Linked DNA regions of Mus musculus: all the other regions are linked to region 1. The links are chromatin loops, found by intact Hi-C in ENCODE. Cell type or tissue: left cerebral cortex. All regions are shown on one strand. Links, peaks and the distances in the headings refer to the core of each region. The heading gives the core; the rest is flanking DNA. Region 1 holds the start of Fam126b (family with sequence similarity 126, member B). Region 2 overlaps Flacc1 (flagellum associated containing coiled-coil domains 1). Region 3 overlaps Cflar (CASP8 and FADD-like apoptosis regulator).

Evidence for each region. A loop is a pair of places that touch in the nucleus more often than their neighbours do. Peaks named below come from ENCODE experiments on the same cell type or tissue, not always from the same donor. Only the 100,000 strongest peaks of a DNase experiment are listed, where the experiment ranks them.
Region 2: a loop joins it to region 1, with 2.1 times the contacts of the local background. A loop is called at or near these places in 3 of 42 quality-filtered maps.
Region 3: a loop joins it to region 1, with 2.7 times the contacts of the local background. A loop is called at or near these places in 2 of 42 quality-filtered maps.

Annotation. Positions count from the first base shown.
Region 1 is chr1:58,578,419-58,588,750 of GRCm38, forward strand. It overlaps Fam126b (family with sequence similarity 126, member B), which reads right to left and starts at 7,915. Exons shown (of 13, transcript NM_001310598.1): 1 at 7,794-7,915. It overlaps Ndufb3 (NADH:ubiquinone oxidoreductase subunit B3), which reads left to right and starts at 7,979. Exons shown (of 3, transcript NM_025597.3): 1 at 7,979-8,252. In left cerebral cortex, for the core only: CTCF peaks have their summits at 6,035 (motif pointing left) and 7,869; DNase peaks (open chromatin) are centred at 4,803, 6,060, 7,170, 7,926 and 1 more place; H3K4me3 peaks cover 3,202 bases; H3K27ac peaks cover 2,411 bases.
Region 2 is chr1:58,672,066-58,682,397 of GRCm38, forward strand. It overlaps Flacc1 (flagellum associated containing coiled-coil domains 1), which reads right to left. Exons shown (of 15, transcript NM_175370.5): 5 at 7,799-7,932; 6 at 6,221-6,314; 7 at 4,464-4,525. Among named protein-coding and RNA genes, the nearest start is that of Flacc1, 19 kb to the right of the region's middle. In left cerebral cortex, for the core only: a CTCF peak has its summit at 5,723 (motif pointing left); a DNase peak (open chromatin) is centred at 5,708.
Region 3 is chr1:58,735,466-58,745,797 of GRCm38, forward strand. Cflar (CASP8 and FADD-like apoptosis regulator) reads left to right here. Exons shown (of 10, transcript NM_207653.6): 6 at 193-247; 7 at 4,798-4,847; 8 at 5,500-5,581. Among named protein-coding and RNA genes, the nearest start is that of Cflar, 27 kb to the left of the region's middle. In left cerebral cortex, for the core only: no CTCF peak of the experiment used is centred there; DNase peaks (open chromatin) are centred at 1,723, 4,278, 7,987 and 8,240; H3K27ac peaks cover 3,902 bases.

The DNA of each region.
Region 1 (10,332 bases), core at 1,102-9,101:
GGAAACAAGGGAGGAGCCTGGATCCCTAACAACTCTTAAGTGTATCAGTCCTACACTTATTTCTGATTTTTAAAAATTTAAACAAAGAAGCGAACTATATTTTTAGAGCAGAGGTTACTTGTTTCTTATCTGATTTTTATCTTTTATTTATCTTTTGGTTTTGTTTGTTTTGTTTTTTGAGACAGAATTTCTCTGAATAGCCCTGACTGTCCTGAAATTCACTCTATAGACTAGGGCTGGCCTCAAACTCACAGAGATCTGCTTGCCTCTGCCTCCAGAGTGCTGGGATTAAAGGTGTGCAACACCACTGCCAGGCTTTCTTATTTGTTTTTAGCAGCCAAATACAATTCCCAACTGGTAAGGAAGAAAGCTGGCTTTAGCAATAAATCTGTGGTGCTAGGCACCTTGAGCCACTTCAGCTATGCCTCAATTGAACGCAGATAAAGTGTCAGTTATTTCTACTATCATGGAAAGGGCAGGAAGAAAGCAAGACTGGCTGAAGAGTCACTATTCTCTGAGGGCACACCACAATTACAATTCAGCTGAAGGGTTAAAGGAATCCAGTACACTGACAACTGTCATACTACAGCACTGCGCTCTCTCTCTCTCTCTCTCTCTCTCTCTCACTGACACTAAAGGTTCTGGTGAGAAGCTCACTACAATGACAGCTGTCATACTACATAGAGTACTGCACTCTGACACTCAGTACTGACATTGCAGGTTATAGTACAGAAAAGTGATGCAGCTTGCAAAACTTAACAGAAAAACAAAACTGCAAGAAAATCAGAATTATAATTTTTTTTACTGAAAAGATGTTTAAAAGTTGTTTAAGGAGCTAAAGACATGGGTCAGAAGTTAAGAAAATCGGTTGTTCTTTCAGAGGGTCCAGGTCAATTCCCCTCTCATATGGCAACTCACAACTGCCTGTAAAACCAATTCCAGGGATTCTGATGCCCTCTGCTGGCCACCATAGGCACCACATGCACACAGTACACAGACATGCAAGTATAGCACATATATACAAATTTCAACGGACTCAGATTTAAACTTGAAGAAACACTGATATAGCAAAAGTTAAGGCTGATTTTCATTATCACATTTTTCTAATTCATAAAAATTCAACAAATCTTTCATGATTTTCATTTAATGTCTTCTGCACTTGTATTTTAAACTTTAGGCTATTTTTGCAATTCTTTATTTTTGCATGGGTATGTGTATGGGTCACAGTGTCACTATGTATGTTGGTGATAAGAGAACAACTTTTAGGAGCAGTTTCCTCCTTTCACCTTGATGTGTGTTTGGGGACTGAGCTCAGGTCATCAGGCTTGGAGTTGAGAGCCTTCATCCACAGTCATCTTGCCAGCCCCATGCTTTTAAGTTCTTACTTGATGTCTTAGCAAAACTTTTCATAAATTCTTACAGAGATTAAGTCATTAATGGAAATTCTCTACTCACATTGTTCACACTGACCTAGGGCTCTTCAGCACACATGTCTATAATGCACTACTGACAAACTACATCCCTAGCCTCTAGACTGTTTTATATTCTTAAAGAAAATGGAACATAACCTGGTCCCTCTGTGGCTTACTCCAGACCTACAAAAAGGATTGCATAACCCGATAGTATAAAACACAAATATGCAGTGTTTCACTGTCTTTAATCATAAAAGAAGACATCTGACAATCTAATAAACTTCAATACTGGGTATAAATCCAAAGGAATAGAAATCAGTATTAAGAGACACTGATATCCCATGTTCATTGTAGTACAATTCACAATAGCTAAAAAATAACTGTCCACTAACTGCTGAATGAATAAAGCTCGTGATGTGATACACACACACACACACACACACACACACAGACCAAGTTTTATTGTGTTCAAGGATGGAATCTTGTCATCAGTGACAACACGGACAAACCTGTAGTACATCATTGTAAATGTTAGTATCAGGAAGACAAATATCACATGATCCCATTCATATATACAATCTTTAAAATTAGATCTCATAGAAGTAAAGAGTAAAGCAGTGGTTACAAGAGGTTGGGAATGTAGGAGGAAGGGATAGGAGTAAGTTAGTTAATAGATACTGTTAATAAAGTGCAAAAATTCTGATGTTCTGTTCATAGTGAGATGAGTACAGATAACTGCAATTATCCATATTTCAAAAAAATGCTAGGGTTTTGAATGTTCTCACCTTTTTTTTTTTTTTTTTAATTTTTCAAGACAGGGTTTCTCTGTGTAGCCCTGACTGCCCTGGAACTCACTTTGTAGACCAGGCTGGCCTCCAACTTAGAAATTCGCCTGCCTCTTGTTCTCATCATTTTATACAAAAGACAAATATCTGAGGAGTTGAAAAAGGTCACCCTGATTTGAATGTTATTTATGTGTAGTGTGTGTGTGTGTGTGTGTGTGTGTGTGTGTATCATATAGTACCCCATAAATTCATATAACTATGTGTTGATTGAAAAATGAAAATGGGGCAGGTGAGATAGTTCAGTAGGTGAAGGTACTAACTATTAAGTCTAACAAACTGAGTTCAATCCTCAGAACCCACATGGTAAAAGGAGAGAGCCAACTTGCCAAAATTGGCCCTTCACCTCTACACATGTGCTATATGTGAGCCCACATGTATCAATATACAAATACACACTAAATAAATGAAATACTTAGACCAGTATTTAGGACATGAGATCCTTACTCCAAACAAAACTAAGTAAATGATAAAACAGAAGAAAAGGCCAATAGAACCAATGACTTCTGGCCAATGAAATGGCTCAGAGGATAAAAAGTGCTTTCCATGTAAGCTTGAGTTTAATCCCCTAGGGCCCACAATGGAAGAAAAGAACTTCAAAGTTGTCCTTCAACCATACGCTTCCCCTATAAAAAGCACATGTGCACACAAAGTAGTAAATCAGGGTTGTTGTTGTTTTGTTTTGTTTTTCTGTTTTGGTTTGACATGGTTTCTCTCTGTGTAGTCCTGCCTGTCCTGAAACTCACTCTATAGACCAGAACTCAGAAATCCACCTGCCTCTGCCTCCTGAGTGCTGGGATCAAAGGCTTGCACCATCACTGTCCAGCACAAATCATTTTTAAAAAGAACCAAGGATTTCTTCAATAAGAGGTAACAGGGTCTCATGTAACCTAGGATGACTTCAAACCTATGTAACTAAACTCTGAGTTCATAGGTGTATGCAACCATGTCTGGTTTATGATGTACTAGGAATTGAATCCAGCCAAACATTCTACTGACTAGGCTACATTTCTGGTCCCGTTAATAAAACGTTAAAGGAAACATTACAGAGCTAGATAGAAGCACACTTGTAATCCCATCATTCAGAAAGCAGAGATAAATCCAGCTTGGACTAATAGTGAAGCTAACCCAAAAGCAAAAGCAAACAAGAAAGATAACATCAGGAGTCTAGCTTCAGTACATTAATAAGATGATAAGAGAGAAAATATAGCCATGTATGGCAGTGACACCTGTTATGCCAACTTTGGAAAGGGCAGGATATTTATGAATTCATAAGCCAGCCAGAGCCACACAGTGATACATATCAAAAAAAAAAAAAAAAAAAAAAAAAAGGAAAAGGGAAAAAAGAAGAGAGAGAGAGAAATAAAAAAGTCAGCCACTCATGTGATGGACAATGGCATATATTTTTTGATGGTTACAGTTACTCTACAGCAAAATGACTACCTGGTGACCCATCTTTACCATTCTATATCAGTGCCTTTTACCACAATATATAACTATTATTTTGGCAGCTAATCCTCAAACCTAAACATTACAGCTTTATAAATAATTAAATCATACCATTTAAAATATTACACATTTGGATTTATACTCATTCCTATTTAGTTTTTCTAATATGTGTCTCAAAACAGCCAAATCTCTAAACATTAGGCTTAAAGTACTTAAGTTTCTAAACTTGACCTAGGTCAAGGTCAAAAGATTTGCAATTCTAAGTTTACTACATATCATTGAGTGAATACCTATATATCAATGTTTTATTGAAAATTATTTAATCAAGACAGCGTTTCTCTGTATAGCCCTAGCTGTCCTAGAATTCAGAAAGATCAGCCTGCTTCTGCCTCCCAAGTGCTGGGATTAAATGTGTGTGCCACCACCAGCCAGCTAAACTTGAAATTCTTATTTCTAAATTTTCATTTAACTCTAAGACAATATAGCTTTCTGACACATGAGAAAAATAAGATGAATAAATAAATATCTTTTAATTAATTAGTATAGGACTAATTTGTAAAAAGAAATTGCTTGACTTATGGAAAGTGGTTAACTGCCAAGAAGAAACTAATTCAAACCAAAACATTCAGCACATTTTTATTTTTGGCAACTTCAACTTCTGGCTAGAAAACTACTCTAGCTATGACATTAAATACAAACAGTTTATTGAGCTATAAAATCCTGGTAGATTTGGCAGCTGGTTCACTCAGCTAAAGCTGCTGTTACTGGCTCACACCCTCAAGTGACAGGAGCTGAGTTAGATCAAAGGTTCTAAAGTGAAGTTCAGATGTAAAGCAAGTCATTCAGGGTCCTCCCTCCAAACGCACCTACCTCCTTCACATTCCACCTTTAAGATTAAAGCGAAGTTCAGATAAAAAAATATCTCTGTGTGTCCTTTTTTACGAACTAAAAAGCTTCCTGGACTATTTTAAAATCTCTTTCTGCATAGAGGAATCTCAAAATTAGATCCAACTCTTTCATCAGTAGTGTGCATGTGTGGTTGTGTGCACGTGGTGTGGCTGCTGTGTAGGGGTGAACATATGTGCAGGTGTATATTATATAAAGGCCAGAGGTTGATTCGGTGTCTTCCTCATGCACTCTGCACTTTTATATACACTGAGGTATGTTCAGCTGAATCCAAAGCTTGCCAATGTGACTAGGCCAACTCGTCAGCTTGCACCGGTGGGTCCCCAACTCTGCCTCGCTAAGTGCTGGGATTATGGAATGGCCATCAATGCCCATCTGGCATATATGTTGGTCCTGGGGATCCAAATTCTTGCATAGCAGGTGCTATACCTGCTAAGCCATCTCCCTAACCCCTCAAAGCCCCCTCCTTTTAAAAACAATTATATTATGGCAAGCATAAGGAACAGACCTAGAAAAAGGACAAGCTCATCAGAAGACTGTGGCAGCAATGAGCTCCATTACAGTAGGTGTAAACCACCTTCATAGATTTCTGTGCCAGCCCTCACTGGAATCCACTATACTACATTTTAGACACTAAGAAATATTCAGTTCCTATAGTGAGAAAAGTATATAGTCTACAGAAATATATAGGGGAAAATATTCCGGAGGCGGGGAAAAGCAACAAGCAATGAAGCACGCACACACACACACACACACACAATCTGTTCTGGCATTAAAAGAACAACAAAATATTATTTTTGTTGACAGTACAACTTGGTTGAGGTTTCTGCCCATATCATTTAAAAAAAATGTTTCATGGAAAGCAGTTAACTTTAACTATGTAGTACTTTTTTTTCTATAATAAAGCTCAGTCAGACTGAAAATCATTCTAGACCTTAATATATTACAATAAGAAGTAAAAATTGTGAACTACCAGCAGTGAAACAAATCAATACTAGCTATTAAGAAAGACTTTAAGGACTGGCTGTGGTGGTGCACCAGTACTCAGGAGGCAAGGTGCGTGGATATCTATGAATTCAAGGACAGCCCACTCTACATAGTGACTGTCTGGAGAGAAAGAGGAGGGGGGAGGAGGGGGGGGAGGGGAGGGGAGGGGAGGGGGAGAGAGAGAGAGATTGATTAAAGATTATATTAAGAAGCAAAACATTCAAGAACCATTTTGAAACAAGCAAAAATATTTCCTTACAATTAGTGTGTCAAATCACTTACAAATAGTTTTGACACTGAAATCTTTCAAAAGACAGAATCTCTATGATTTATAAATAATCATCCAGATCCTATTAGAAGCCAATTTGGGACTGTTTTTTAAACTCTTTGGTAATTCCCTACTCAAGTGTTCAATTTATGGCATTCTACAATGACACCTACTGGCCACTGAAAATCAACCATTAGTTCTCTCAAACAGAGTGGGCTGGTTACATAAGAGAGACACAGAAACACACATGCTCTCTCTTAAATCAAACTACCTAAAGGCAAATATTTGTTTTCAATATGTAAACACCGTATTTTTTGTATGTAAAGCACTATAGAATTTCACCTAAAGCAAAATGTAAGCTTTCTTTGTGACCAAAATACCATTATTCTTGTAAAAAGATAAAAGACAAGCAATAAAACACCAGTATCATTTAAATTTTTTTATTTAAAGCACTGACAAATACCTCAGTGTGCTGGACATTTCAAAACAAATACTAATGACCCATTTCTACTCAAACAATATTTTGAGAGAAAAATTCTAGCTTTATATGTATATGCATAAATGTTTATGTATATGTATGTTTATGTTATGTATATGTATAAATATTTATGTATAAATGATCAATAGTAGAAAAAGATTACATCTTAGAAAGTTTTTCTAACATGTAGTTAAATAACAAGCCCAGAAAGACAATATACTTCCTGGATACATTTGTCCTCATCGTCTAACTTGACGGCAGCATCTCAGGCCTCTTACATTTTAATAATTTATAGTGCTACTTTTTAAAGATATTTTTCCAATGAGTTATAAAAGTGCCCTTCCACAATATTCGCCGACAGGGATTTGTTTAGGACTGTATTTCACCATTCAAACCGTGGATTTAAAAGACTTTTCAAAACAAAATAGTTTTAAATTTGTACATAAATTTTATCTATGTCCATGACATTCAACGAACTTATTTTTTTAAGCCTAAGGCATAACTCACAACTAGCTTCCTAGACTTAACAAGGGAAATCACTTAAAAGTTGACACTCCTCTGCTAAGATTCCCAACTTATTTTCACAGTCCTTAACACTGGGGGCGAGTTGTCTACCAATTTACTGTTCATTTTCTAATCTACATTTATCTTCGTCTATAGATTTAAAAGGCTCTCCACTTTTCTGAAGGTTAAAGCCGCAAAGCAAATTCCTGTACTACAAAACACGAATCTGACAACATTCCTCTAAAGCTAACATCGTGTTGTCTCGCAACCAAAGTCCATATTTGGGATAAGCGCTTCGTGACTACTCTTGCCTTCACGCTGTCCTCCTCCTACAGACCCTGCCTCGGTAGAGAGAACGCTGGAGCCAACAAGAACAAAGTGCTCAGATACATCAATGGGTTGCAGAGCTCTTCTTCTACCAGGGTCAGTCGAGTTACTTGGAAAAATAACTGCCATGGGTTACATAATGTACAACCACCAATTTCTAGAGCTGACCACCAATAAATATCTTTCTTCTCCGCACCTCTCCCCATCCCAGCAAACGGCCCTAAGAACACCTAGGATTTCACGCAGGTGTCTGCAATACCACGTCCTTCTCTTACCTGAGGCTTCTTGCAAGACATCCCTTCAGCCCTCACTACCTGTGTCTTGCTCCCGCCTCCTTCCCGCCTCAGCCCGCGCCACCGACACCCTAACGCCCTTGCTAGGGCCCCAAGTTGCCCCACAACACTCATCCCCAAGCCGCCTCGGCAGACGCCTTCTCCTCACGACCCTCCCGAGCTTGCTCCCAGGTCTGCAGGGCTTCGGATCCAACAGTCCTGCTGCCTTCCCACTTCACCTTCGTCAGCTCCCGACTACGGCGTCCGAAGCCGGAGGAGAAATTCCTCTTCACCCGGCACCGTGCGCCCCCCCCCCCGCAACCCCCCCAAGACAGCACCGCCGCCTACCTGTCACCCCGCAGCCTCAGGCTTCCTACCGCCACCGCCACCGCCACCGCCTCCCGCAGCAGCCTGCCAACTGCAGCATAACAACCAGCCTTCTCATTGAGTGGGCCCACGCGCTTAATAACAACCGCTCTCATTGGCTGCGCTATGACTTTGGCCCGCCTCTCGGTGCTCCGCCTAAAGATTCCGTCCTGGAGCAAGACAAACACGGCTTTATCGTCCTTCTCCTCAATATCTTCTACCTCAAGCAGACTCCAGCTGCAAAGTGTGGGAAATAATCTCTACTTCCAGGCTCCTTCATGTCATCTCTACGTTGTCTGGGAGCCTTGCGCCAGTACCGGAACGTTTACCATCTCCCCCATTTTCCTGTCGTAAGAAACTAGAGGAAACAACGTCCGTTTCCGGTTGTCTCCGGCTGTAAGGTTGAATATTGAGTGTCCCGGGAGGTCAGATTGCTGTCAGGTAATTTAGGGAGCTGGTGGGAGACTTCTGGATTACGCATAATCTAAACTTTATCCAGGGAATGCAGAAGTGGAGAGGGCTGAAGGGATCCGATAAGACCGGGAGAAGATCCGGGATCTAGCTAGGGAGCGCCGCTGCAAGGTTCTTGCTGGGCTGTGTTGAGGCGGATGAAGGATGTCTTGAGAATTACGATGGTTGTTAAATCCCAGAGATGTTTTAAACCGCCGCTACCAGATGCAATGTACTCCTCGCCTCCTGGCTTTTTGGGTTGTATTTGAATAGGGTAAAGAACAGCTCAGACCCGAAAATACTTAAAACTAGAAGAAATAATTGCAACGGTTGCTTCACAAGCTTGTATTTTAAGTACGGTTTCCCAAATATAAGTGTTTACGACACAGTGCTTAAGTGAAAAAGAGCAAGTCACAAAATCAAGACTACTGCATAATCCTAGGATTAAGGATTGGATACTAAAGTAATAGCAGTTCATTTGTATTTTCCCATATTTTAATGGTCATCTCAGTTTTTAAATGAGGGAAATTTGAGATACACCCTTGAAAATCCCTGATAAACTGTAAAATTATATGTAATGGATGTAACATTCTTCTTCCTTAGGGAAAGCAAGTCAACATTTCCCCAGTGCTAGATAGAACAAGCCATCGTTAGTGAAGGTTGATCATCACCAAACTTTTGAGTTCACTTCTGACATAGGCAGATAGCATTTAAATTTTCCATAATTATGTGTTCATTCATGGTTGAATCCTTTTTTTTTTCTGTTCTTAAACGGACAGTTCTAAAGGTGAAATAATTTCCTGTTGTTGAGCCCTCAGTGCAGTAGAACTCGCTCATTCTGTGGAAGAGGAGAGAACCAGTTGGATTAGGTTGCCCTCTGACCTCTGCATGAACATCCACACACACACACACACCACACATGACTTTAAAGAAATACTCTTAAAAATAGGAGCCCAGCATGATGCACAGGCTTGTACTCCTGGCAGTTGGGAGACAGAGACAGAAGGAGTAAGAGTTCAAAGTTTCCCTGGCTACATACCAAGTTTGAGGTGAGACTGAGCTTTGTGAGACTGTCTCAAGTAAATAAACAATATTCTTGTAAGATAGGGGTGGCTCATACCCCAGTGATACAGTAATGTGTGCTTTATTTGGAAAAAAAAATCTAATAAACATATTCAATGTCATGCACATTCAGGAATTTCTCTTAAGAGATAACATCCAGTAGAAATGCAATGGAAGCCATATATGTAAAATTAAAATTTCTAGTAGACAGTAAAAGTAAAAAACAAATTCATCTAACCCAGTATGTTAAACATATTTAAGCCTGAAGCCTGGTGTGGTTGCCTTTAATCCTAGCACTTGGGAGGTAGAGGCAGGTGAGTCTCAGAGTTCAACACTAGTCTAGTATACAGAGCAAGTTCCCGGACAGGGCTACACAGAGAAACCTTCTCTTGAATAAATATGTATATTTATATATACTATTAATGAATTATTCTACATTTCATGCTGTCAAAAATGTATGTACTTTATATATGCAGTATATATGTATATGTGTATATATATATGTGTATATATATATATATATATATATATATATATATATACACACACATATATTGTTTTCATAAATATAAATACTTGGTCTGTATTTGTATTTTTAGGTTGAAAAACTACACTTGAAAAAAGTATTCATACACCCAGATAAGTCCAAATACACTTCAGTATTTTCTTATAATTGATTTAAGAGTTTGCTTTGATACTTGCTACTCTTCCAGAGGACCTTAATTGGGCTCCTAGCACCCACACCAAATGGCTCACAATCACCAACTATTTATTACTTCAGCTTCCAGGAATCTAATACCCCTCTTCTGGCATCCAAGGACACTCCCATGCACATCACACACACACATACCACAAATAAAATCTTTTTAAAAAGAATTTATTTTGAAATTTAAATTAATTAAAATTCCCAGTTCCTTAGCTCTTTAGCCACATTTTAAATGTTAAAAGCTACCAAATGAGACAGCACATATCCAGGAGAGGACTTGGTGGCCATACATATCTGAATGTC
Region 2 (10,332 bases), core at 988-8,987, 94 kb after region 1:
GAGGTGGTATCTCTACCAGGATTTGTTTTGTCATAAATGCTCATTTCTGGTCCCAACACCACTGGGAGTAACTAGGGCTAGCGGGATCCAGGGAAGCAGGAACCCCACATGAGCAGAGGCACAGTTCCTTCTGATCTGTGCTGGAGCCCTGAGCAGACCTTGGGCCAGAGCTCTGTAGCAAGTCCCATAACACCCAGAGGAAGCTCCACTCCAAGGCTCTTTAACACACCCAGGATCCCAGGATCCTAGGGGCGTGGTCACACAAGAATCTCAGGATCCCAGAAGCAGCTTGACTCTCAGTAGCTCTGACACACCCAGAATCCCAGGATCACAGAGACAGCTGGACTATGAGGAGTTCTTATACAACCAGGATCACAGGGAGGACAGGCTCCAGTCAGATATAGTGAGGGCAGGTAGTACTTGAGATAATCAGATGGCAGGAGGCAAGCATAAGAACATAAGCAACAGAAACCAAGGTTACTTGGCTTCATCAGAACCCAATTCTCCCATCATAGCAAATCCTGAATACACCATCACACCAGAAAAGCAAGATTCAGATCTAAAAATCTCTTCTCATGATGGTGATAGAGGACTTTAAGAAGGACATAAATAATTCCCTTAAAGAAATACAGGAGAACACAGGTAAACAGGTAGAAGCACTTAAAGAGCAAACACAAAAATCCGTTAAAGAATTACAGGAAAACACAATCAAACAGGCAAAGGAAATGAACAAAACCATCCAAGATCTAAAAATGGAAATAGAAACAATAAAGAAAATACAAAGAGAGATAGATAGCCCTGGAGATAGAAAGCATAGGAAAGATATCAGGACTCCTAGATGCAAGCATCACCAACAGAATACAAGAGATAGAAGAGCGAATCTCAGGTGCAGAAGATACCATAGAAAACATTGGCACAACAGTCAAAGAAAATGCAAAAGGCTAAAAGCTCCTAACTCAAAACATCTAGGAAATCCAGGACACAATGAGAAGATGAAACCTAAGGATAATAGCGATAGAAGAGAGCCATCTTAAAGGGCCAGTATATATCTTCAACAAAATTATAGAAGAAAACTTCCCTAACCTAAAGAAAGATGCCCAGGAACATACAAGAAGCTTACAGAACTACAAATAGATTGGACCAGAAAAGAAATTCCTCCTTTCACATAATAATCAAAATACCAAATGCACAAAACAAAGAAAGGATATTAAAAGCAGTAAGGGAAAAAGGTCAAGTAACACATAAAGGCAGAGTTATTAGAATTATACCAGACTTCTCACCAGGTATTATGAAATCCAGAAGATCCTGGACAGATGTCATACAGACCCTAAGGGAACACAAATGCCAGCCCAGGCTATTATACCCAGTAAATCTTTCAATTACCATAGACTGAGAAAACAAGATATCCCATGACAAAAACTAAATTTACACATTATCTTTCCTTAAATCCAGCCCTACAAAGGATAATAGATGGAGAACACCAACACAAAGAGGGAAACTACACCCTAGAAAAAGCAAGAAGTAATCTTCCTTCAAGAAACCCAAAATAAGATAGCCACACAAACATAATTCTACCTCTAACAACAAAAGTAACAGGGAGTAACAATCACTTTTCCTTAATATCTCCTAATATCAATGGACTCAGTTCCCTAATAAAAAGACATAGACTAACAGACTGGATACATAAACAGGACCCAGCATTTCGCTGCATATAGGAAACGCATCTCAGTAACAAAGACAGACACTACCTCAGAGTAAAAGGTAGAAAAAGAATTTTCCAAGCAAATGGTCCCAAGAAACAAGCTGGAGTAGCCATTCTAATATCTAACAAAATTGACTCAATAGAAACAGATACATAAATGTTGGGGTCATAGACAGAGGCACTTGGCCCCTAAAATGAGCAGAATGCATAGACACAAACACTTATCTAGGACTAATTGACTACTCTGAGTCTTTTGTTGTTCCATATCAAATTGCGAATTTTTTTTTCTATTTATGTGAAGAATGAGATGGGGATGTTGATTGTGACTTTATTGAATCAGTAAATTGTTTTGGTAGGAAAGTCTTTTTTTCACAATGTTAATTCTACCAAGTTGTATGCTTGGGAGGTCTTCAAATTCTAGTATGTTTCTCAATCTCTTTCTTCACACATTTAAAGTTTTCATTGTAGAGGGTTTTTTTTTAACCTCTTTTGTTATGTATATTCTAAATACTTTATTTGATTTGAGAACTTGGCAGAGGAACGTGTCCATGACCTCTTTTTCAGCAGGCTTGTTACGCTTATGTATTAAGACTGATAAATTTTGTAAGTCAATTATGAATCACAACACTTTGCTGAAATTATTGATAATTTCTACAATTTTTCTAGTCAAATTTTGAGAATATTGGGTATAAGATAATATATTCTTCAACTGAAAATACTTTGACCTAATATTTTCCCATTTGTTTCCCTTCTCTTGCCTTACTGCTCCAGCTAATGCTTCAATCACATTATGGATGAGAAGTAGGGACAGTGGGCAGTCCTCTCCCATCTCTGATGTTAATGGGGCTTATTAATGGTTTTATTCATTTAGGATGATATTGGCCATGGATTTGTCATACACAATCTTTATTATGTTGGAATATGCTTCCTACGTCCTACTTATTCTAGGGTTTTTACTAAGAAGGAATATTGAATCTTATCAAAGACTTTTTCTGTTTTCTTTTTTTTTCTTTTTTTTTTTCTTCCATTGAGATGCTCATATGATTCTTGTATTTTTTTGTCCATGTATTTGGTTTATTACATTTATTTCTTATATATGTTTAAAAAATAAATAAAAATAAAAATAAATACTCATGTACATTACACAAGCTTGTGGAGTTAAACATACACTGGTATGGTGGCTTGCCACTACCTGTCCAGCTCCAGGGGGTCCAGCACCTTCTGACCTCTGTACTATACTCATGCACACTTACCCCACACAGACTCATACATATAAACAAAATGAACAACCAAAACAACTTTTTTTAAAAAAAAAAGCGAGTTTCAAACATTCTTACCACAAAAAATTGTAATCATTGAGTTGACATCTGTGTGTCAGCTATGTTGATTTAATTATTTCCACATTGTATTCATAAACTAGAACAGCATGTTTAACTATCCGCTGCAAGAGCAGTATAAACTTAGGACCACTGAGTCATCTCTACAGCCTTAAAATGTGCTCTTGTGCAATAAGAAATGAAGAACACGGTAGTATTATTATCCTAAGGCCTGCAAAGATTTTAAAAAATATTTCTACTGTCTGAGATTTTATATACTTTAAAACATTGTTATTTTATTTATTTATTTATTTATTTATTTACTTACTTACTTACTTAATTTATTTAGTGTGCATGGCGTGTGTGTACACCAACCATCCATCCATGCATGGAGACCAGAGTGTAACTTAAGAGACTCAGTGTTCTACCACATGGGTCCTGGGGATCAAATCCAGGTCATCAGGCCTGGTGGAAGCGCTGGCCCAAATTCTGTACACTTTGACAGTCACCTCTCATAGGCTAGCCTAAGTAACCAACCATCAGTCTAGGTTCTGTTTCCTAAGAGGTTTCAGCTCTGAGTGAGAACACAGAGACTTTTCTTTGCCTGGTTTATTTCACTTCCATCCTTCCGATCCACCCATGTTCTCACAACTGGGAGAATTCCCTTCTCTTTTGGAGCAGAATAGCATTTTAAACTCTCATCTGCCGACAGAACACAGGTCGGTTCTACAAGGAGGCTGTTGTGCATGGTACACAATGTGCCTGCCTGGGAGTTCAGACTCTCCCTTATTTTGCCAAGACGCTAAAACTGTTCTTTAAAAATCAGAAAGTAATTATAAGCAAGCAAGTGTGGATGGTGCAGCCAGAGGTGATTGTCTCTCACCAAGATGGCCTCCAGGCTTTAAAAAAAATAATGTTCCCCACACAGACAACACACAACACACTTCCTTCTTATTCTCTCCCCCTGGCCCCAACTTGCCATGGCCTGTCCCCTCTCCACCCATCTCTCCTTCCTTTGTTGCCCAGGCCCTGAGCTAAGAGACAGAAGTAGGAGGGAAGGAGGAGGAGGAGGAGGAGGAGGAGGAGGAGGAGGAGGAGGAGGAGGAGGAGGAGGAGGAGGAGGAGGAGAGGCGGAGGAGGAGGAGGACCGGGAAGGAGAATGTACTTATAACAAATCCAGGGTGACAGAAGCTTCGTGGAGAACAACATAACTTTCCTCAGCAACCAATCAAAAGAAATACTACAGTGGCAATGAGACGGATGAACGATGAAAGGCAGGGATACCAAACACAAACTGATTCATCTTAGTGGCAGTAATGAGGCTACCCTGCTCTCTAGTGTCACAGGCTGCACTTAGCCCTGCTGGGGATGCCTGGGGACCTAGAATCCTGCCAGGGCACGGGATCCTGGGCTCTCAGCACGCAGTCCTCTGCCAGAAAGCATACCTGCTCTCGGTTTCAAACTTCTGCTTCATGTTGGAACAGCGGAGATCCAGATCTTTGGAGAGCTAGAAATGAGGCCAACGTTAACAGCCAAGCATTCAGAGCCCCAGCCCGCTCTTATCTATATACGCGAAGCCCCTCCGTTCTGAGGGGATGCCCCTCTCAGTCTCTCCTGGGCATGTTCTGCAGTGCACAGGACACACACATAGCAGAGGGACTACTGACTGTCCTCTCCCTAGTCAGTGCATCATGCGGGTAATGCACGGCCACCATTTTGTTGCTACTTTGTCATTGGGTCTGGTTCCTTCTGTCATTTCATCCTAATACTGTAACCTCTGGGCTCTTTCACCTTTGGGAATCACTTATTTAGCGAGAGACTTGACTGGAAGAGTCAAAAAGAACCAACAATCAGACTGTGGACACATCAAAGGGCTACGTGTGGCCACACAGTCCCTCCTCTTCCCTCCTTGCCCTCTGCCAGGGAATCAGCCATCTTGGCTGCAGGCCCCTCCTCCACATTGTGGACCTGGATTCTTCCTCAGAGTCCCAGCATGCGGAGGCAACGGGGCATCAACTCCTCAGAGTCTCTGCTAGGAGACTGTCTGTCTTTCTGTCTGTCTGTCCGTGGTGTTACTAACTTTTCCTAAAAACTTCTTATACCCCATCTCGGTGTCATCCTGGATTCTGCACAGAGACCTTTCAAAGGTTAGAATATTTTCAACACCCCCACTTCCACTTGCAAAAAAGACAGTCGCTAAAGTTGTGTGGTGCAGGGCTTGTGGTGGTGAGTCAAAATGTGAGGTTGCCTGAAGCCCCACCACCTTCCACAAGCTTCCTCAAGCTTCAGATTTCTTTTGTAGAAGACATCAGCCCAGCTGAGGTGGGGAAGGTCTAAGCCTGGTCACGAACCAGCCCGTGACTGTAAGATTCAGACAGCCTAAGGTTAATCAGCATGAGAGGCTGCTGTGGGAAGGCAGAGCCTCACGGTTCCCTTCAGGAACACCAGGGGGTACTTTCTGAGCATGGCTATGGTCTGTTACTCCAGCCCTGGTCACATGCCTGAGCTGGGGAAGAAAGGCTCAAAACTGGAACTGGTGACCAAAATGCTAAAAATGTCACCTGTTAAGAATGCATCAAGAGGGGCTGGAAAGATGGCTCAGAGGCTAGGAGCACTGGCTGCTCTTCCAGAGATCCTGAGCTCAATTCCCAGCAGAACCATTATAGATGCCTCATAACCCTCTATAATGAGATCTGGTGCCCTCTTCTGGCCTGTGGGTGTACATGCAGGCATAATTATATATATATATACATAAACATACATATGCATCCAGACTAAATGGACTCCAGTTGATTCTGAAGAATGGGCTCTGGGACCTTCATAGTAACAGAGGGTGGGCCCTAGGGCTTCCTAGAAGGTTTTCCAAGACACAGGAGGCATCTTCCATGCCGGGGTCATTAGCAATAGCCTGGCAACCTCTGAAGCCTGCGGATCTCATGACAGTGTTAGCAGTGTAGAAGAGACAGTGTTACCATGCACACACCCAAAGGCACCTGGAACCCCAGGAATGCAATGTCTTTCAGTTTTTACAGAGATGGATGAGGATGGAGGAGGGAAGGTACTGCTCACTGCACACTATGCCGAGTCTGGCGCTTGGATACCACGCTTCAGTACGGTGGTGATCCGCCTGCCATGTTACCTGGCACTTGGGTAATCTGAATGTATTAGCCATGAGGGTGTGGCTGATACAAGGGTCACTCACCAGTTTCAGGGCAGACTGCTGGTCTCTGTTCATCTGTTCTATTATTGCCATCAACTCAGCAATTTGCTCCTGAAGGTCAGAAATGATATCAGTCCTGTGGGACAAACACTCTATCACCAAGAGAGCTTGTTGTTAGTCACACCAGCCAGGCCCCCAGACTGCCTGACTCTGGTCTGTTTGTGTCTTCTCCACGACTAAGGCATGGGGATGCAGTGGTCGATAAGGCGTTTCATAGTAGAGTGTTTGGACCTGGCATCTAGCCCTGAAGGTAATTAAGCTGGAAGTGATGTGGGCTGTGTGGTGTCCCACTGAGCAGAAGAGAAATAACAATGTGTTGGACACTTACCAGAGTGTGGTTATCAATAGTCGAACTCAAGAGGTCAGAGGATTAGGAAATGAGGAAGTGTGGGGAGACTCATGCTGACAGGCACCAGTAGACAAGGACTGCCTGAGGATGCGGCTAAGAGGAGGTGCAAATGAATATGTGTGTGCAAACATGTCTGCACTCCCAACACTCAAGAACAGGGTAGTAGTGTCCTGCTTGGGTTATACAGCAACATAGTGCTTCAAAACAACAACAACAACAACCAAATAAAACAAAAATGTGTGTGTGTGTGTACAAACATGGAAGACAGGGATCAATTTTAAGTGTCTTCCTCTGTTACTCTCCACTCATTTTATGAGACAGGTTTTCTCACTGAACCTAGAACTAATGTTTCAACTCATTCAGCTGGCTAATGAGCCCCAGAGATTCTCTGCTGTCTTTCAGTGCTAGGATTATGGGCATGTGTCACCATGTCCAGATTTTTACAAGGATGCTAGAGATAAGAACAAGCTTGATCTGTTGAACATCTTCCAGATCTTTGGAACAATAGCTCTTTTCTTGCTTGCTTTTTGTTTTCAATACAGGGTCTTTCTACATAGTTCTGGCTGTCCTGAAACTTGCTATACAGATCAGGATGGTCTTTAACTCACAGAGATCAACCCCTACACTCACCCCCAGTACAGGGTTAACAGTGTGTGCCCACTGTGGCTTCAGAACAGTAGTTCTTACAGCAGACAAAGGCTGGAAAGAGGAGACACTGGGAGAGCTCTCCAGTGATGTAGTAAGGAGAGGCCTGACTAGAAGACATGAATGAGGGTTTTAGGAAGTAGAAACGAGATGTGTGGATGGATATGAGTGTAACGTCGGAGGATAGAAAAAAGAGGCAGGGCTTCTGAGAAAGCAGATGGTGGTTACTTAACAGTAGAACCCGCCTAATAGTGTCTCGCAGAGTCATGGGCACTTTGGGTTACTTATATTGAAACAGACACACTCCAGGCTTCCAAAATCTCTGGCTTTGCTCTTTATTCCCATATTCAGAAGCCAGACCATTTTTTGGGTATTTCACCTGTCCCTTCCTGGCAGAAGCACTTGCCTCTTTAGTCATGCTGGCTGGACCCCCTATCTTTGTAACTGTTTCTTGTCAAGGACCTGTGGCGTGGGTGTAGATGTCAGGTGCTGAACTGGTGCCAAGCACGGCTGAATAGCTGGGCAGGGCCAGCTCTGAGAAGCCGGTGCTGACCCAAAGACTTTACCTGGAAAATTTGACTTTGCTCAAGACATCTGATTCCAAGTGCTTTTTCCTGTTGAACATCTCATCTCCCAAGGTGACTGATATCTGTTCTCGATTTCGAATGAGTGTATAGCCAGGTGACACTTGAATCACTTCCTGGGTCACAAGGTGGAAGACAAATGGAAACTGTGAACCCAGAAGAGTTGAGGTTCCTCCACCTACTGTGTGCTTCCATGGTAGTTTGAAAATGCTTGGCCCAGAAGTGGCACATTAGGAGGTGTGGCCTTATTGGAGCAGGTGTGGCCTTGTTGGAGGAAGTGTATCACAGTGGGGGTGGGCAATGAGACCCCCTAACAACCTGAGACCCAGTCTTCTCTTAGCGGCCTTCACATGAGGATGTAGAACTCTCAGCTCCTCCTGCACCATGCCTGCCTGGATGCTGCCATGCTTCCTGCCTTGATGATAAAGGACTGAACCTCTAAACCTGTAAGCCAGCCCCAATTAAATGTTGTCCTTTATAAGAGTAACGTTGGTCATGGTGTTTGTTCACAGCAATGGAAACTCTAAGACAGCTTCCTCACATCTTATACACATTGACACTGTGCTGAAATTCTCTGAAATTCTAGGCCACAGGACCCTTCTGTGCCTTCCCCCAGGCACTACCCTCAGATCTAATCTCAACAATCACCTGGCCCCCAGGGGCCCATTAAACTCAGCAGTGCCAACTGATCCATGGTTACCACTCTCCTTTTCCTCCCCTTCCTCCATTATGGGCAGTAGATGGGCAGTGTGGAAACTGCTCAACTTTTGGAATGGACAGACCAAGGTTTATATATTTAGCCATGGAGATTTTTAACATCTCTGTGACTCAGTGTCCCCATCAGAAAAATGGAGGCAACCAGTGCCACAACACCCAGAGGAAGCTCAACTCTCAGGTGTTCTAACAATCCCAGGATCACAAGATCTCAGGAACTTGGTCACGCCAGGATTTCAGGATCCAGAAGCAGCCTGACTCCCAGGAGCTCTGACACAGTCAGGATCTCAGGATCACAGGATCACAGAATCACAGGATCACAGAGACAGCTTGACTCTAAGGAGTTCCTATACAACCAGGATCACAGGAGGGACAGTCTCCTAGGAGGGACAGGCTCCAGTCAGAGAGGGCATGGGCTGGAAGCACTAGAGATAACCGGGTGGTGAGAGGTAAGCATAAGAATATATGCAACAAAAACTAAGGTTAACTTGGCATCATCAGAACCTAGATATTCCACCATAGCAAGTCCTGGATACACCATCACACATGAAAAGCAAGATTCGGGTCTAAAATCACTTCTCATGATGATGATAGAGGACTTTAAGAAGAACATAAATAATTCCCTTAAGGAAATACAGAACACAGTTAAACAGGTAGAAGCACTTAAAGAGCAAACACAAAAATCCCTTAAAGAATTACAGGAAAACACAATCAAAAAGGCAAAGGAAATGAACAAACCATCCAGGATCTAAAAGTAGAATTAGAAACAATAAAGAAATCACAAAGGGAGGCAACCCTGGAGATACAAAACCTAGGAAAGAGATCAAGAGTCATAGATGCAAGCACCACTAACAGAATACAAGAGATAGAAGAGAGAATCTCAGGTACAGAGGATACCATAGAAAACATTGACACAACAGTGAAAGAAAACACAAAAAGCAAAAAAGCTCCTGACCCAAAACATCCAGGAAATCCAGGACACAATGAGAAGATGAAACCTAAGTATAATCGGTATAGAAGAGAGTGAAGATTCCCAACGTAAAGGGCCAGTATATATCTTCAACAAAATTCTAGACGAAAACTTCCCTAACCCAAAGAAAGAGATGCCCATGAAAATACAAAAAGCCTATAGAATTACAAATAGATTGACCTAGAAAAGAAATTCCTCCTGTCACATAATAGTTAAAACACCAAATGCACAAAACAAAGAAAGAATACTAAAAGCAGTAAGCGAAAAATGTCAAGTAACATATAAAGGCAGACCTATCAGAATTACACCAGACTTCTCACCAGAGACTATGAAAGCTAGAAGATCCTGGGTAGATGTCATACATACCCTAAGAGAACACAAATGCCAACCCAGGCTACTATACCCAGCAAAACTCTCAATCACCGTAGATGGAGAAAACAAGATATTCTATGTCAAAACTGAGGAAACTCTAATGACCAAGAAGCACCTAAAGAAATGTTCTACATTTTTAGTAATCAGGGAAATGCAAATCAAAATGACCCTGAGATTCCACCTCAGACCAGTCAGAATGGCTAAGATAAAAAACTCAGGTGACAGCAGATACTAGCGAGGATGTGGAGAAAGAGGAACACTCCTCCATTGTTGGTGGGATTGGAAACTGGTACAACCACTCTGAAAATCAGTCTGTTGATTCCTCAGATAATTGGACATAGCACTACCTCAGGACCCAACTATACTACTCCTGGGCATATACCCAAAAATGCTCCAACATATAACAAGGACACATGCTCCACTATGTTCATAGCAGCCTTATTTATAATAGCCAGAAGCT
Region 3 (10,332 bases), core at 1,228-9,227, 160 kb after region 1:
ATGTGATCTTTGACAATATAGTCTGGAATTTATGGAGTTAACAGTCCCTGCACTTCATTTTTAGGTAACTGTGAAGGTGATATTTTTATTCCCCCCCTCCCCGTGTAAAAATATCAAGCTATTTAAAGAGGTGTAACATAGTGAGTCTCTGAAGAAACTAACACAGTGTGACCTTCTGTTTTATATTTGAAGCTCCAGAATGGGCGAAGTAAAGAGCCAAGATTTGTGGAATACCGTGACAGTCAAAGTAAGCCATCAATTTCTTTTATTTATTCTTGATAAATGCTTAATAATTTAAGGGCAAGGAGGTGAGGTATGTAGTTCAGTTGGGAGAGCACTTGTCCAGCATGAATGAGGCCCCAGGTTTGATCCTCAGCACTGGGGAAAAAATGTACACATTGTGGTGTGTGGTGAGCCATGCTTATTGACCTAGGTGCTGGAGAGTTGAAGTGGGAGCTTCTCTTGTGCCCACGAGTTCAAGACTAAGCCTCCTTAGCAGCATAGGGAGACCCTGTCATCTAAAACAAGAGAAAAAGAGAGAAAAGAAAAAAGGAAAAGTTCCTTTTTAGAGCTGGCTGCTTCTTTTATTCACATGTTTTAATTAAGCTCTCAAAGAGCCGAAGCATGTTCCTGCGGTGCCCTCCTCTTTGGCACTTCCTGTTACTCTCTGACTTAGTGCACCTAAATCTAACTACACTGACGTCACGGGAGCATCGACCGCCTTGGCTGTATTTGTGAGTGATGGGCCATTTGTACTTCTGAAATGGAGCTATAACCAGACCATATTAAACATTAATCTGACCGTGATAATAAGGCACATGAAACCAAATATCTAGCAGCAGGAAGAAGAAATGCTAATCTGGAAACTCCAGAGAGGGCAGTGTCTCTCTTCCACAAAAAGAAAAGAAATGCAATTAAAAGCTTGTTCATTTCAACCTACATGGTCTCTTCTTAAAATGTCAGCACTTTAGCCATGGCATTCCCTAAAGTCCTTACTCATTTATTTATTTGTCTATTTATTTGTATGTGGGGATGGAGATAGAACCTTGCTGTGTAACCCTGGCTGGGCCGGTATTTATGATGTAGCTCAGGTTAACGTCAAACTCCTAACAATCTTCCTGATTCAGTTCTGAGGGCTCAAACTACAGTGATGTCCCACCATGCCTGGCTTAGAACATCATTTTTATAAAGTATTTATTTACTTATTTATTTTGTGTATATGAGTACACTATCGCTGTCTTCAGACACCCAGAAGACCCCATTGCAGATGGTTGTGAACCACCATGTGGTTGCTGGGAATTGAACTCAGGACCTCTGGAAGAGCAGCCAGTGCTCTCAGCCTCTGAGCCATCTCTCCAGTCCAGAACATCATTTTTTAAAAAGCATCTCTTTGCTGTACTGAGGCCTTTCTAATTTGAGAGTCAGGACGCTGCCTTACACTGGTGAGGTGGCTTGTGTTGTAGGCCAGCGAGGGCTCTAAGCCTCTATGGAGGGCAGTGCGACCCAAGGGCCTTTGGATCTGTTGTGCGCGCAGTAGAGGGGCACGGACACGAACGAGCAGTGTGAACATTTTGAGTGGGGCGGCGCCCTGGCCTTGGTGGAAGCCTTGTGGGTGCAGCTTTTGTAGCCTGCAGGCTGCGTGTGCTCTTGGAAACTGGGAACCATTTTACCCCGACTAGCCAGATGGTGCTGCTCACGCCTGCCGCTCCCGACCTACAGTTCTTCTCTTCAGAGAAAACTGTTGAGAACGGAATTTGTTTCGGAAGCGACAGCCTGTTTCTTAAAACATTGGTGAGGTGGAAGAGTTAGCGCTCCGAATGCTGTTTAAAGTAGAAAAGAAAACAGGAGACCCGGCAGGCTTGCTTAGGAATGTAAAACGCACGCGTTCTTTCCATTGCGATCCTATCATGTAGTCCAGAAGAGTACTTGAGGCTCCCGACACCTGGTGACACTGTAAGGAGAGCCACCTGTCTGCTTTGACCTGAACTTGACTTACTAATAGAAGGAAAAGCATTCGGTCAGGTCTGTCTTAAACTAAGAAGCTTAAGATAATCAAACCATGTATTCAGGTCAGCTTGGACTTGCAAATGGCTCCACTGATGGCGGAGGTAGTGACTACCCCGAGACGCCATGTCACACTCACATTTTCTAAGGAAGAATAATTTGAGTACATGTCTGCAGGCTGTGCAGGCACAGAGTCCCGTCTGCCACTCATGGCATGGGCTTTCTTTTCTGTTACAATAAACATTGATTGTTAGAACAGAAGAAAATCAAGCAAAATCCCCCTCCTAATTTCATATATCAGCAATAGCCATAGTTTTATTTGACTTATTTTATCCTATTGACTTTTATTAGAAAGGGTCTTGTTGCATAGGTAGGTCTTTAACAACCATCTCTTAAAGGGCTGGGATTGCCAGAGTAGGCCAACACGCCCAGCTAGAGCTTGATTAACATGCTTTCAATTTCATTTTGCTGTTGGGGATTCAACCTAGAACCTCTCACATGATGGTCGAGTGCTCGCCTATCAATCCTACAGTGGTTGATTTAAACCTCTTCATCTTTAACCCGGAGTACATTCACTTGTCCCTTAGTGTCTGTAGGTGACTTACTCCAGGATGCCCTGTGGGTACCACAGTTTGCGGATACTCAAGTCTCTTATACAGCAGGATACAGCATTTGCATATAACCTGTCCACATGCACTCCTACACTTAAGCCATCTCTAGATGACTTACACTGCTTTGTACAATGGAAATGCTATAGCCTTTATACTTATTTTTTAGGGGACAGTGACAAGAAGTGTTTATGTACGTTATTCTGTATTAAGTCCATGTTATTTAATCATCCATTTTAATATACATATGTTGCATGGGTGTGTCAAATGCATAACAGTTACTCTTAGCCTTTTAAACATTGTAAAGTATGTAATCACATGTATCACTGTTGACGTAATCAATTTTATGTTTGGGCGTTTAGGTTTTTCCTAGCCTGGGCCAGTGTAAGCAGTTGGTCGATAGATGTTTTTGAAACACATTTTTCTAAATTTAGGATTTATTGTTTCCTTAAAACTGTAAAAGTGCTGGATGGTGGTAGCACACGCCTTTAATCCCAACACTCAGGGGCCAGAGGCAGGCAGATCTCTGAGTTGGAGGCCAGCCTGGTCTACAGAGTGAGTTCCAGGACAGCCAGGGCTACACAGAGAAACCCTGTTTTGGAAAACCTAAAAATAAAACAAAACAAACAAAACAAAACAAAACAAAAAAGCCCTCACCCCACCCCCCCAAACCCAAAGCAAAACCAAAACCAACCAACCAAACTTCTAAAAGCACAATTTGTCTTAAAGGATATTGCTAGTTGCCCCTTGGAAAGCTCATCTCAGTGGCCAAGGAGATGCTCTTTGGTGAAACGCTTTCCACACAAACATGAGGACCTGAGTTTAATCTCCAGCACCTACAGTAAAAGCTGGATACGATGGTGCATGCCCGTAATCCCAGCACCGGGGAGACAGAAACAGGGGGATCCTTGGGCCTTGCTGGCCGGCCAGCCTATATGAATTAAGTTTTGGGTCTAGTAAGAGATTCTGTAAAAAAAAAAAAAAAATGAAGACGGAGGAGGAGGAGGGGAAGGGAGGAGGAAGAGGAGGAGGAGGAGAAGAAGAAGAAAAGAAGAAGAAGAAGAAGAAGAAGAAGAAGAAGAAGAAGAAGAAGAAGAAGAAGAAGAGAAGAGAAGAAAAGAAAAGGAAAGAAAGAAAAGGAAAGAAAAGAAAAGTGATTAGAAAGACTCTTACCATTACCTCTGGCCTCCATGAGTGGAAGCAGGGTTGCTTTGCACCTGCTCACAAGCATGCAAATGCACAAATGTACAGAGAAGGAGATGGGGAGGGAGAGGGCAGGGGTAGGATAGGGACAGGGACAGGAAGAGACTAGTTCAAAGCTTAGTGTGGTAGCACAGGATGGTAACCCCAGCACTCATTAGTGGAGGCAGGAGAACAGGTTGGAGGCTAGCCTAGGCTACATATCAAGAGCCCACCTCTGAAACAAAATCAAACAACCCAATTCATTTCCCCAAATGTTTCAGATGCTGGTAAGGCCCCCCTGCCCCCTCTATCTTTAGACACCATTTCTCATTTCGCAGCAGTCTTGGCCCAGAGACGGAATGAGCTAATGAGATGACAGCTCTTCAGCACTGAGGTGTGAGCCAGCCCTTTTGTGGCTTCGGAACCCAGTGCTTCTCCCACTTGTGCGGGCTAAAGTGAGTCATTGTTGTGGGGCAGAATTTGCTGTGGGCTCCAGCACTTGCCAGGCTTGCTGAGCTATGTCTTGCTGCTGACATTTTATTTTATCGGCTCCCAGCATCACTGAACTATGAAAACATGGGCCATCTGTTCGGTACAGAGCACACACACATGAGCCTCTCTCCTGCACACTCCAACGCTCTTTCCTTTAGGTGTCATCCAGAGTTTTGGCCCATGTAGGAAAACCATAGAGAAGTGACATTTTTGAATTCTCCTTATCAGGTTAAAAACTCACCAGCCACCTGGTGGTCCCCTGGAAGAGGGCTACGACTGTCACCTGCATGTCATGGTTTTTCTACATAGTCCTGGAATAACAGGGCTCTTGAGTTTCCCTTTGGGTCAGGCTCTTCTGTGTGAGGTTGGAACTTTGGACTGAGTCTAGCTGGAGAAAGAATAGGAAGCTAAAGAAACGGGCAAACAAAACGTCATGATAAAAAGAACTCAGCCAGCCTGGGTGTGGGCTTAGTTCTACTTTGTAAATGACTCTCTCTCTCCCATCCCTCAGGAACACTGGTGAAGACATCCATCCAGGAATCAGGAGCTTTTTTACCTCCGGTAAAGAATAAATTCTCTGATTTGGTATTGCATGCAAGGGTATATACTAGTACACTGACGTCTTACAAAGCAAACAAAAACTGTTCTTTAAAATTCTTTGTGACAACTTGGTGCCTGTGCATAATTCTCCTGAGAACTCAGTGAACAGGAACCTTGAATATAACAAAGAAAAATTATGTTCAAGGGGAAGGCTTGAATGAGCTTTGGGATGCAGGGAAGTTCTGAGTGGCGGCTGAACTGTGTCAAGCCCTGGCTTTTGCCCGGGTGGAGCCTCTGCAGAGGAAGCAGTGGAAAGCCTCCATTTGTGCTGGCTTAGAAAGTTGATTCTTGGTGCTACTTCAGGCTTCTACAAGGGCATGTGACCCATCTTCTCTCTTTCAAATTATCTTTATTCTGCAAAGCTAAGACACATGTAAAATAAATTATACTTCTCATTCAAATTAAGTAAGAGTTGGAATAGCTATTTGTCTTAAACTCATTACTGTGACAGAGGAAAAAATTGACATTACTGGGAACTGTCAGCCGTGATGACTTTAGGCTGTGTCTATTGAGTGATTCACCTGCCAAAGGGAATGTTTAAAACAAACGAGAAGAAGAATGGATAAGTCTCAGAGAAGTATCCAGCATCTCTAATCCCTGCCTTTCTTTCTAGCACATCCGTGAAGAGACTTACAGGATGCAGAGCAAGCCCCTAGGAATCTGCTTGATCATTGATTGTATTGGCAACGACACAAGTAAGTGTAGAACCCCGGGATCCACTCCCTACAGCATGATCATGACCAAGCAAGGTGGATCTGTCAACATGGCAGATACCAACTGCAGTAACAAAGTACACTCTACTATGGTGCTTGCTTTTCAACCATGTCATTGTCTAGTGTGGATCGGGCTAAGGGAGCTTGTTATGTCATAGGGTCAGCCAGGGGTCCTGTCGTCCTTTGATGCCTTGGAGTCTGTAGAGTCCTCTGTATTTGACTGACTGACAGATGAGGGAGTAGAGACTGTGTAGCGGATCTCATCACAGATTTTAGAGAAAGGCCTGAGAAGGATGCACCTCATCTCTACCCACTTCCTATTGGTCATTACTTACATGGCTTGGGCTAACGACAACAGACATAGATAAATCAGTTGAGTTATGGGTTAGGAGGAACACGAGATGAACTTCGGGAGCACAACACTAGCTTTAAGTTGTGGAAGTTGGTGTGTCTTTGTGTGTCTTATCTGTGCATCCTGGATAATGTGGCTAAGGGTGGTCCTGGTCTGCAAGGGACATTTATAATGCAAGGCATTCTGGTTTCTAATATTGTCAGATGTTTCACTTCACCTGGATAGACCATGAAAGCCTTCCTTGGGGCTATTAAAAACATGGTGTCTGTGTTAACGTAGGGGTGTGGCTAGTGTTTGAACCACATGTGACTAAGATCTCCTCTCTGTTTGATCTACCTGTGAGCCTTCATTGTTTGGACCCGGTTGTTTGGCTCAGGTGTTGGATGTCTGGTGCAGACTGAACGAGGCAAGCCTAGATGCCTGGGATACGGCTGCATTTAATCACCTCTCCCTTCCTTCAGATGAGTGATCACTGTAGTTCACGACTTTCATGTCTCTCAACACTCCTTAGCATCAGTCAGAGAGATGCCTCACTTCAAATATTACCAAAGGGAGGTCTGTACAAAGACAATCTAAGAGAAGGGCGGATTAGCAAATATGAAATTGGATTTCCCAAGATTTCAGCTACAATCCCACTTTCTCATGTCCTATTTTGGTACATGAGAAATGTGTCTCTTCGCTATAGAGAAGAGTCCTTTCCATTTGTGATGGTTTGAATGAGAACGACCCCCATCGGCTCATATATTTATGTTCAGTCCTCTGTTGAAAAACCATTTGTGAAGGATTAGTAGGTGAAGCCTTGCTGGAGTACGTGTGACCTCGTTGGAGGAGGTGTGTAATTGAGGGGCAGGGCTTTGAGATTTCAAAAGCCCACACCAGGCCCAGTCTGCTGCCTGTGGATCAGGATATAAAGCTCTCAGCTATTGCTCCAGCACCATGCCTGTCTGCTTCCTGCCATGATGATAATGGACTAACCCTCTGAAACTGTAAGCAAACCTCCAATTAAATTCTTCTTTTATAAGAGTAGCCTTGGTCATGGCATCTCTTTACAGCAATAGTAACCCTAACCCTTAAGATGCCATTTTAGCTATTAGCATCAGTAGACAAATGAGGAAATAGCTCCTCACTGAGTCACTGACTGTTCTAAAGGACATTGTGGGATTGTTCTTTTACTTTTGATTGTAGTTGGCCTTGCTTCCTTCATCATCAGGAAATGTCTGAAGTACAGAGCTTTCTGTGTTGTACCCGTGTTTATGAGACTCATAAAGATCAAGTCACAACCTGCCATGAGTCATCAAGCCTCAGCTATTCATGACTAACACCCAGGGCCTGTGTTGGACGTCTGTTCCTGAGTTATGGGCAGCTGTATGTCTATGTGTGCATAGCTGTACTTCTCCCACTGTAGGAGAGCAGCAGAGTTGGGCCCTGGCAGTGATTGCCCGGATTTTAATCATGGCTTTGCTGTCTATCTTAGCTTGTGATGTGCGGGCTCAGTGTCTCTGCTAAAACGTGACTTCCTAACAGAACTTCCTTTATGTGATGGTTGGGAGAGTGAGATTATACTCATAAAGGACACAGGACAGTGTCTGGAATGAAATGTAAGCTAATGTCAGTGTAGTCCTTTCGAGGTTAACATCCTGGAGATGGAGTGTGTGACTAGAGGGGACCTGGCCCTACAGAGAAGGGCACGTCAGCTGCTCCTTCTCTCTGAGAGTCAGGGGTCTCTTGACTCATGCGCCTTTGAGAATAAAACAAGCTGCTGGCTTAGAGTCACTTATGGACTCTCCCAGCTCAGGTGGCTAATCTGCAGATAAGAGACGAGACGGTATGGGTTTGTTCAAATCGCTTTGTTTTGCTTTGGCGGCTGAGAGGTCCCAGTCCCTCTGTGAAGACAGACAGACAGACAGACAGACAGACAGACAGACAGAGAGAACACTTGCAAGTTTTTTAGAGGAAGTATTTTCTCCTCTGCTGCCGCTTCTGATATCTTTGTTATCTTTAACTGACTAAGACACACATTTGGTAGCAGACTTTGCAGTTTCCACTGTAGTGTCATGTGAAGAGACTTCCTCTTCTTACACTGACAGGCTAGGGGTTGCTCCATGCCTCCTTATGTGTTTTTTTTTTTTTTCTCCTTCTAACGGAACAAGTGGAACCTTGAATACACATTATTTTCTTGTAGTCACATTTATATAATAAGAACATTTGTGCACGGGGAAGTAGGGCGCTCATTAGGATTGGTCTCTGCTCATGAAGAAAAGGGGCAAGTGACACCCACAATAGTAGAGGGAAGTTGTGTTCAGAGGAATGGTAGACAAACCATTCGGGCCCCTCCTGGTTCTCATGTGATCAGTGCCCTGAGAATGGCTTCTTCCTGGGAACAGGAGTGTGGGATGAGGTACTCTTTGTTTTCTGGACATGTCTATCCTCTGGACTCAAGCAGCTATTTGCTTAAAAGCTTAATATTATTTTTAAAAATAATTTATTTTCATTTTATGTGCATTGGTGTTTTGCCTGTGTGCTTGTGTATGTGAGGGAGTCAGCTCGTGGTAGTTGTGAGCTGACATGTGATTGCTGGGATTTGAACCTGGGTCCTCTGGAAGAGCAGTCAGTGCCCTCTACTGCTGAGCCATCTCTCCAGCCCCAAAGCTTAACATTATTAATGAAATTTCTCTTTAAGGCCCTCACTTCACCAGGCCTAAACCTAGGGTGTATTTAAGAAGTGTGGGTCTATGGGCCCTTGTTGGAGGCCCTTGTATTTTAGAGTTTAAAAAGGTAGTGTGCTACATGTACATGTTCAGGGTAGCCCCTTTGACAGGTATGTTAATACTTAGGTTGCAAACCAAATGGATATTTACATGATATGGGATAGGAGTCTTCCTCTCCTGAGAGTCTTTCCAAGAAAATGACTTGGCAGAAACGACCCTAAGGTTGTTGAATGTTTGAGGTCCTAGCGCTCTGGGTGAGGGGTCATGGGTCTGAGTCCTGGCTGTCTTGGGCATACCAGAAAACTGTTTTGGGTTATATAGCATTGGTATTATTTTCTCCTGATACAATATCATCTGGAAAGAATTACCAGTAATCAACTTTGCATAATAAAGATTTATTATTATTATCATCATTATTATTATTATTGAGACAGGGTTTCTCTATGTAGCTCTGGCTATCCGGAAATGAACTTACTCTGTAGAACAGGCTAGCCTTGAATTCAGAGAGATCTGTTTGCCTCTGCCTCCTGAGTGCTGGGATTTAAGGCGTGCACCACCACTGCCCAGCAATATAGATTCTTAAAAGATGGTTTGTAGCTTTCTTCGAGTGTGTGCTTGAAGCAGTGAGGCCTTAGCTGGCCTAGGTGACCAAATGCAGAGTTGGATATGTGCCAGATGGCCCTGCTCCCACCCAGCTGTTGCCCCAGCTATGCCTTTCCTCACCAACATCTGCCCTGTCAGCGGCTTGTGTGAGGGACTTTCCTCTCCTTTGCCCTGGTTTTTCAGACTCTGGCTTAAGTTACAACTTCTCCCGCAACGCTCCAGTGTCCGAGATCACACTGCCCTTTGTTTCGGTGAGTGATTATTTGTCCTGTGACCCCACTAAATGATGAGACATCCAGTCACACATGTGTACACATGTGTTACCTTCATCTGCAGCGAGCTGTGTGCTTGGTCCGTGTCTCTTGTCATAGATTCTAGTAAGACAATAAGGGAAGCTTAGTAAAACTCAAGTTTGGGGGCTACAGTAGTTTGTTCCTCCCAGGTACAGAGTGTATGCATCTAGCCTCCCATAGAAAAGCCACAAACACCAGGTGGCTGCTTTCTGTCATGTGTCAGACTTCCCTGTTGGCTCAAATGGCATGGCAATTTTCATTTTCTTCCCTATTCTTCTCTTCCTGGTAGCTGCTGAGTTTTATAGCTTCCTCACCCTGTTTTGTTTGTTTGTTTGTTTGTTTGTTTCTTTTTTTAAATAAAAATTGAATTGTCCTCAAGCCTAAAAATGGAAAGGAAGGAAAGAAAGAAGGAGAAAGAAAGAAAGAAAGAAAGAAAGAAAGGGAGGAAGGAAAGAAGGAAGGAAGGAAGGAAGGAAGGAAGGAAGGAAGGAAGGAAGGAAGGAAGAACTTATTTTAGGATTAGATTGCTCAATGGGTAAAGGTGCATGCTTACAAATGTGTAGACCTGAGTTCAAATCTCTTGATCCCAAATAAAGGGCAGCATGTGTTGCCTGTAGTTCCAGCCCTCCTATGAAGAGATGAGAGAGCCTCTGGAAGTGCATGAGCCAGCCTAGTCTGACAGACACAGGACAGAACAGCAAAGAGATCTTCTCACACAGATGGCAGGAGGGAGCCCAAGGCTGACCTGTAACCTCTGTATGAGCACACACTCCGAAA